2 separate regions of the Homo sapiens genome follow, and region 2 is linked to region 1. The links are chromatin contacts, found by Hi-C or POLR2A ChIA-PET in ENCODE. All regions are on one chromosome and are shown on one strand. Each heading gives the region's core, a stretch centred on a gene start or an enhancer-like site at or near the end of the contact. The rest is flanking DNA. Distances are from core to core; before and after follow the strand shown. Region 1 has its middle 24 kb from the start of RTP1. Region 2 has its middle 15 kb from the start of RTP1.

Region 1 (3,325 bases), core at 451-2,950:
GACTCAGCCCGCCTGCACCCAGGTGAAATAAACAGCCATGTTGCTCATACAAAGCCTGTTTGGTGGTCTCTTCACACAGATGCGCGTGAAAACTATGTTCAGCTGATTTTTGTATTCTTAGTAGAGACAGGGTTTCACCATGTTGGTCAGGCTGGTTTCGAACTCCTGACCTCAGGTGATCCACCCACCTCGGCCTCCCAAAGTGCTGGGATTACAGGCGTGAGCCACCACACTCAGCCATGCCTAGGCTGTTTTTACATCTCATGCTGGGAGGAAACTGACAGACCCTACTGCTGTTTTCCTCCCACCCCAGACAACTGCTTTGTTCAGTGGTTGTGGCGAGTTAGAAACCGGGGATGGCATGGCCTAGAGAGAGGAATAGGGGGAGGGGAGTGTCAAATCTGCTATTTGACATCGTCATGACCAGCCTTGCCATTTTGTTTCACAGGTCAAAGTGAGTGTTATCGCCCGAAAGTTTGTCATTCGAAGCTCCTCCATGTCTCACTTAGTGAGAATTTTTCCAGACATTGGCAAGTGGTCTGTTGCCATCTTTAATTCTCAATGCTGTGGCAAAATGTGTTTTTACGGCCTGGTGTGGTAGCTCATGCCTGTAATCCTAGCACTTTGGGAGGCCAAGGCAGGTGGATTGCCTAAGCTCAGGAGTTCGAGACCAGCCTGGGCAACATGCTGAAACCCCGTCTCTACTAAAATACAAAAAGTTAGCCAGGCGTGGTGGCATGCACCTGTAATCCCAGCTACTCGGGAGGCTGAGGCAGAAGAATTGCTAGAACCCGGGAGGTGGAGGTTGCAGTGAGTCGAGATCAGGCCACTGCACTCCAGCCTGGGTGACAGAGCGAGACTCCATCTCTTAAAAAAAAAAAAAAATGTGCTTTTACGCATTTCGGTGGGAAGTAGAGATGGAATATCAAGGATGGTTAGAATGATGGTACATTCCCATGTTTTAAAAAGAGACGGTTGGCAGCCCGGAGTCTGGACTGAAATGAGGAGAAACAGTAAAGTGGCTTTTTGAAGGCCATAACTGAGGCAGGAGAATGGCTTGAACCCGGCAGGTGGAGGTTGCAGTGAGCCAAGATCGCGCCACTGCACTCCAGCCAAGGCAACAGAGCAAGACTCTGTCAAAAAAAAAAAACAAAAACTTTCACTTTGGAGTGAGGCAGACAAAGCTGACTCCACCACTTAACTGGGCCTGTAACTTTCAAGGAGTTGGTATCCTCTAACGCCTTATTCCCTCTTTTGGCTGCTGGAGGGAGGCAGGTAATTATTGCTATCTCCCAGGGTTCTTATGAGGATAAAGGAGATAAATATATGGAAATTTTACATTTACTCTTAAAACCTTGAGGTGAAACCACAGCAGTGAGCAGGAAAAGAGGGAGCTGCCCTCAGGGCAAATGCTAATATCAACACAACAATCCAGAGCTGGACTTTGAGCAGAGGGAGAGCAGAATCAACTCAGGTTCCCGGATTATGCCTGACACAAGGAAAGGGATTAAAGGAATTGCAGGTCTGTAGCTGTCCAAGGCTGTTGCAAACACAAGCCCAAATCTTCTCTGGAAGAAAGAATCCTGAATTCAGCAACAAGGTTTTCCACAGACTGAAATAAACTAAATCAAGGATTACAAAACCCTTCTCTCAGGGAATGCATTTCCAGTCAGCTCTCAACGCCATCAGGGACTTGGCCCAGAAGGCTTCTTTCCAGTGAATGAATTCTGTGCACGGCAGGATCTGTCTTCTCCTCGGGCTTTGATCTGGGGCAACCTGACCTCAGTTTCTCCTTAGAGGGCAGCCATGCTTGCTAACATTTTGATGCCCCGGACTATTCTGTTTAGCTAATGCATTGGCTTTGCTAACAATCAGATTTTACTTTCTGTTGCTATGGGTTTTTTTCTTCTTTTTTAGATATTTTGCCTGTGATCTATATAATTTTATGCCAGAAGACTTGGACTCAAGCATTAAGATGTAAGTGGACATCTGGTGTGACTCAGTCTTGCCTTGTAGGTCTGCTTATAATTAGAAAGAGGCATACCTACATTATAGGGATATGGGTGGGCTTCAGTTAGTACACAGGCTACAGCATTTATATTAATTCATACATAACTTATTTCACACCAACAGCCAACTTAAATCTCAGTATTGTATTATCTGTAAACTCTCAGGTGTTTTCATTATGAAGACTTGATGCCCTATGGAAGTCACAGTCCATATAGATCAGTCTCTATGTGGTGTCATGTTCAAGATACACAGTATAAGAGCCAGAAAAGCAATTATAGAAGAATTTTATTAACTTGCTTTTCCAAAAGAAGATGAGAGTGGATCAGACTCACAAGTTGTAGCAACACTTCTCATATTCCTATGTCTCTTCCCCTCTACTTCTTCCCTTCTGTGTCCCCCAGCACCTTTCGTTTGCTGCCTCCCCCTCTCCACCATGTTGTTCACCTTCAGCCTCCCTCGCCTCCACTTTTCTCACCTCCTATCCCTCCAACTTTCTCCCTGGGTCATTCTCCCTGCCATAAAATCCTTCTTGATCCATTCTTACAAAAGTCTGTAGAGACTGGTCTAGCAATGACAAATGTAGGGAGTGAGGGATGAGAAAAGCATGTGGAAGAGTGGGGAAAGGTCCATCCAGCAATTGCATTCACTTTGGTGGAGTGGGGGGAAAAGGGAAATTTGTGGATAATCCCTGATGAATATTAATTTTTATAACAGAGTCTTATGCCTATAAAAGATAGATATTTATATAATTATAAATGTATGTTACTTAGTGCTTCATATTATTATTATAATAAATATTAAAAGTAATTTATGCCCCAATGTTCTTTTTATAAAAAAGTTTAAAGTAGCTTTCAAAGATGCATACAACATAATAATATGTTCTATTTTTAAAACAGTCAAAAATATCTAACAAAATAATACATGCATTTCCCTTTGACCCAGCAATCCTATGTCTAGAAATTTATGCCTAACATATGTTGACAAAAACAGAAAATGATATACACAAATCGCTATTCAGTACTATGTTGTTTGTAGCAGTCGGAATTGGAAACAACCTAAACTGTACGGCATACCTTACCTATGGTAAGATACAAGAGGAATAAAATATGAAACACCACCCAGTAAAGAACTATGGAGCTAAACAAAAGAATGAGGATAATCTCTATAAACCATTATGGAGTGATATCCAGGATAGCCTCTCAACTAAAAAACAAAAAAAGGAAAAGAAAAAACCAAGGGGCAGAACTGTATATAAAGATTGCTACCTTTCCTCGAAGGATGAAAGATACATATTTGACTATATTAAAAATAAATG
Region 2 (3,325 bases), core at 342-2,841, 39 kb before region 1:
GCTCTCAATCAAGGCTACACACAGGCATTACCTGGGGAGTTTAAAGAAATGCCAATGTCTGTGTCTCAACCACAGAGATCCAAATATGATCAATCTAGAGTAAGGCCTGAGCACTGGGATTTTCTAAAGATCCACAGGTGATTCTAATGGACATGCAATTTGAAAGTCATTATTATAGGCTCTCCCACCAGTGTGCAACCTCTGACTTAGGTCACTCAACCAGCAAGAGACAGAGATGAGATAGATTCCCTGATATTGTAGCCCGTGGTCCAGAACTATTTTGTGACTCTCAGTAGCAACACCATTGCTAAGACCTTTCTGCACTAGTGTTTTCTGGAAAGAATGGTACTGTTTTACCTTGCAGTAGTAAACCAAGAGGAGGAGGAGCATCCCAGGCAATGGGGAGTAGCATATGAGAAAGCGGAGATATGAAAGGACACCAGGCATTTGTGGAAAACTGAATGATATAGTCCCTAGAGAGACAGACAGTTTGGGAGAAAGAACATCACACCATTTGGGAAGATCTCTATGTGCAGGATTATAAAAAGCCTTGAATACACAGCTTGCTTTTGGGAATAGGGAGCCATCTAAGGATTTTAAACCAAAGAGAGATGTGATCAGCTTTCCCTTTCAAATGAGGCATTAAATGCAGTGAACTGAGGGAGACTCAAGATGGCTACAGTACATTAGGCAAGAGACCTAATGGTCCTGAACGAGGCAGGCCAGCTTACAGGGAGGAGAGGAATCTCCTTCTGGGGGCTCTGAGAACCTAGGGCTGGGCTTAGAGAAGTCACTTTTAACAGATTCTCAACCTCTGTTAACACTTCACAGTGAATTAGTAGAGAAGTAGAGAGAAAAGAGGGCAGAAACCAAAACCCAAAAGCAGAAATCGTTTCCCAGGTCCCTGGTCTTTCTGTGACCCACTGGTACCAGCACTTGTCCATAGAAAGGAAGCCATGGGTTCTCTGAACTTGAGGGAAGGAGACAAACAGTGCCTTTGCAACAATTTCCTGTGTTGGCATTTTTTTTTTCAAGAAGAAAAGAAAAATGTCATTTGAATGCAGAAACACAAGCTCAATTCCTAGCAATGAGCTTCTGATAATAAGGAAAAAGAACCAGGACCATTTCAACACCTAGGCAGATCACAAAGCCACCAAGGGAGTCTTCTCTGAGGAATGGGGTATTAGGATAAAGCAGTGTGATGACAATGGGAAGGTGTGTGGGGCCTGGACGGTACCCAGGGTGAGTGTCTGAATGACAAACAGATCAGCATGGGCAAAAACATGTCTTCCCTGCCAGCATCTTTCAGTCCCAAAGGAGACCTCTACAAAGTCAGAGGTTATGATACCCCAATGGATACCAACAGGCCAGCACCAACCAGAGCAAGCCTGGGGATCCGAAGGTCACAGTGTAGATGTAGACCAGGCCTGTGGTCTCAGAAGATGCTGACCTAGTTTGAAAGTGAGGACTCTCTTCTCCCCTTGGGCTATTTGTCCTGTGACGTTATCCCATCTTGCCCATCGCCTGGGACCATCTGGTTTATTTAATCCCTGCCAGTTAAATGCTCATGTGTGGCCCAGGCCTGCCAGTGGGATCCAAGACAACAGAATCCTTCTTTTAACAACTCTGACAACATCTCCCTTTGGTCTGAGTTTGCATGTCTGACGCCCAAATCCATGATAGCAGTCTGGGCCTCCCACCAAGTCTTTTCATTTGAGTGCATTTTAAAGTTATGAAGTACTTCAAGTGCACTGAAAAAAAAATAGAGACAAAAATCCACCTCCTGCTCAGATTCGATGAAACAATGTGTCCCATGCAAGGGACATCAGCAAGATTCCAATACGAGAAGTAGCTGGTGCCATGAGAGAGAAGGAGCCTTGGGCCAGTAGACAGAGCTCTGAACCTGGTTGTGAAGGCCTGGATTCCAGTCCTCACTCTGCTCCCAAAGCTCTGAAAGCCCCAGGGAATCCTGCTCTCTGTGCCTCAGTCCCCACAGTCTCCCTGTTAGTTTCTCCTTATTTTTCCAACCTCTCTACATGGGGATTCCCTGGGCTCAGCTCTTTGGCCTCTTTTCTTTCCTCTCTACCCTCACTCCCTAAATAATCTCATCTAGGCTTATGACATTTAAAACCACCTAAATGCTGATGGCTCTCCAATTTCATCTCTAGCTTGGGCACCTCCTCTAAACCACAGGCGTGATATTTCAACTGCCACCTTCGCATTTCTCATGTTTAATGTCTAACAGAATGCCCATGTCCAAAACTGAGGTCCTCATATTGCCCCAAAATTTGTTCCTCACGGCCTTCCTCATCTCAGAAAGTAGACACTCCATTCTTCCAGTTGCACAGGCCAAAAATCTTGGGGCGTCTTTGACTCCTCTCTCTCTCATACTGCACATCTGAGTCACCAGCAAATCCTCTCAGCTCCACCTTTAAAGTACATCCAGACTCAACCACAGCTGCTACCACCCTGGAACGGGTCACTACAGCCTCTTGCAAGGAGTACTGCAGGAGCCTCCTGGCTAATATTTCCTCTTTCATTCTTGTATCTCTATGGTCTGTTATCAACTGGGTGACAGTAAATTGGGTAACATCACCCTGCCACTCAACTTCTCCAGTGGCTTCCTATCTAATTCAGATTAAAAACCAGTGTTCTGACAGTGACCTGATCCCCGTTACCACTCTGGTCCTACTGCACACATTAGCCTCCTCATGTATGAACATTTCAGGATGCTCCTGCCTCAGGGCCTTGGCACCTGCCATTCCTCTTATTTGTTTCCTTCATCTTTTTTTTCCCCCAGTGTCATCCTCTTAGTAAGGCCTTCCCTCACTACCCAATTTAGATTGTAACTTCATTCCCTACCTTTCCTATCTCCCTTGCCTACTTTGTTCTTCTTCTTAGTATGTAACCCTATCTAATATACCACACATCTCAACTTACATTGTGTATTGTCTAGCTCCTCTATCCACAATAACAGCAATTTAGTAGCTCTTCTCTGCCATATCCCCAAGTGCCTAGAAAAATATCTGACACATAATATGCACTCAATAAACATCCATTAAATGAATGAATCTTGAAAATAGGGAATATTTTACGACATTCTGTAAATATCATTATGACCCTATTAAGATGGTGATGTAGGATTATTGAGCTTGTTTTAAAAGAAGTGAAAGGATAAGAAAAAGACGGAAATTTCATCACTATCACCCAAGTTCTTGTATAAAACAACACCTCTCAAGGTAACTGCCTTTAAAAACTTGAATTCCTTTAGAGAAAAGTCAGAGAGTAAGACATATGTTTGTTTCCAGATAAGAAAGGGAAAGAA

Evidence for each region. A loop is a pair of places that touch in the nucleus more often than their neighbours do. ChIA-PET counts read pairs that join two places held with the same protein, here RNA polymerase II (POLR2A). Pooled maps may share reads with other maps.
Region 2: a loop to region 1 is called in a map of ascending aorta, with 2.3 times the contacts of the local background. The contact joins two enhancer-like sites. A Hi-C loop is called at or near these places in 4 of 168 maps with a recorded cell type or tissue (Calu3, OCI-LY7, PC-9 and 1 more) and 5 of 50 pooled maps. POLR2A ChIA-PET finds 5 or more read pairs at or near these places in 13 of 52 experiments (A549, AG04449, BJ and 9 more).

The regions. Positions count from the first base shown.
Region 1 is chr3:187,172,268-187,175,592 of GRCh38, reverse strand. No RefSeq gene overlaps it. Among named protein-coding and RNA genes, the nearest start is that of RTP1, 24 kb to the left of the region's middle. RefSeq lists an enhancer at 1-530. Within about 2 kb of position 1,700, at least 4 of the 41 ENCODE cell types and tissues checked have a DNase peak (open chromatin) inside an H3K27ac peak, as active enhancers do; they include ascending aorta, where a contact is called at or near this core.
Region 2 is chr3:187,211,182-187,214,506 of GRCh38, reverse strand. No RefSeq gene overlaps it. Among named protein-coding and RNA genes, the nearest start is that of RTP1, 15 kb to the right of the region's middle. Within about 2 kb of position 1,591, at least 4 of the 41 ENCODE cell types and tissues checked have a DNase peak (open chromatin) inside an H3K27ac peak, as active enhancers do; they include ascending aorta, where a contact is called at or near this core.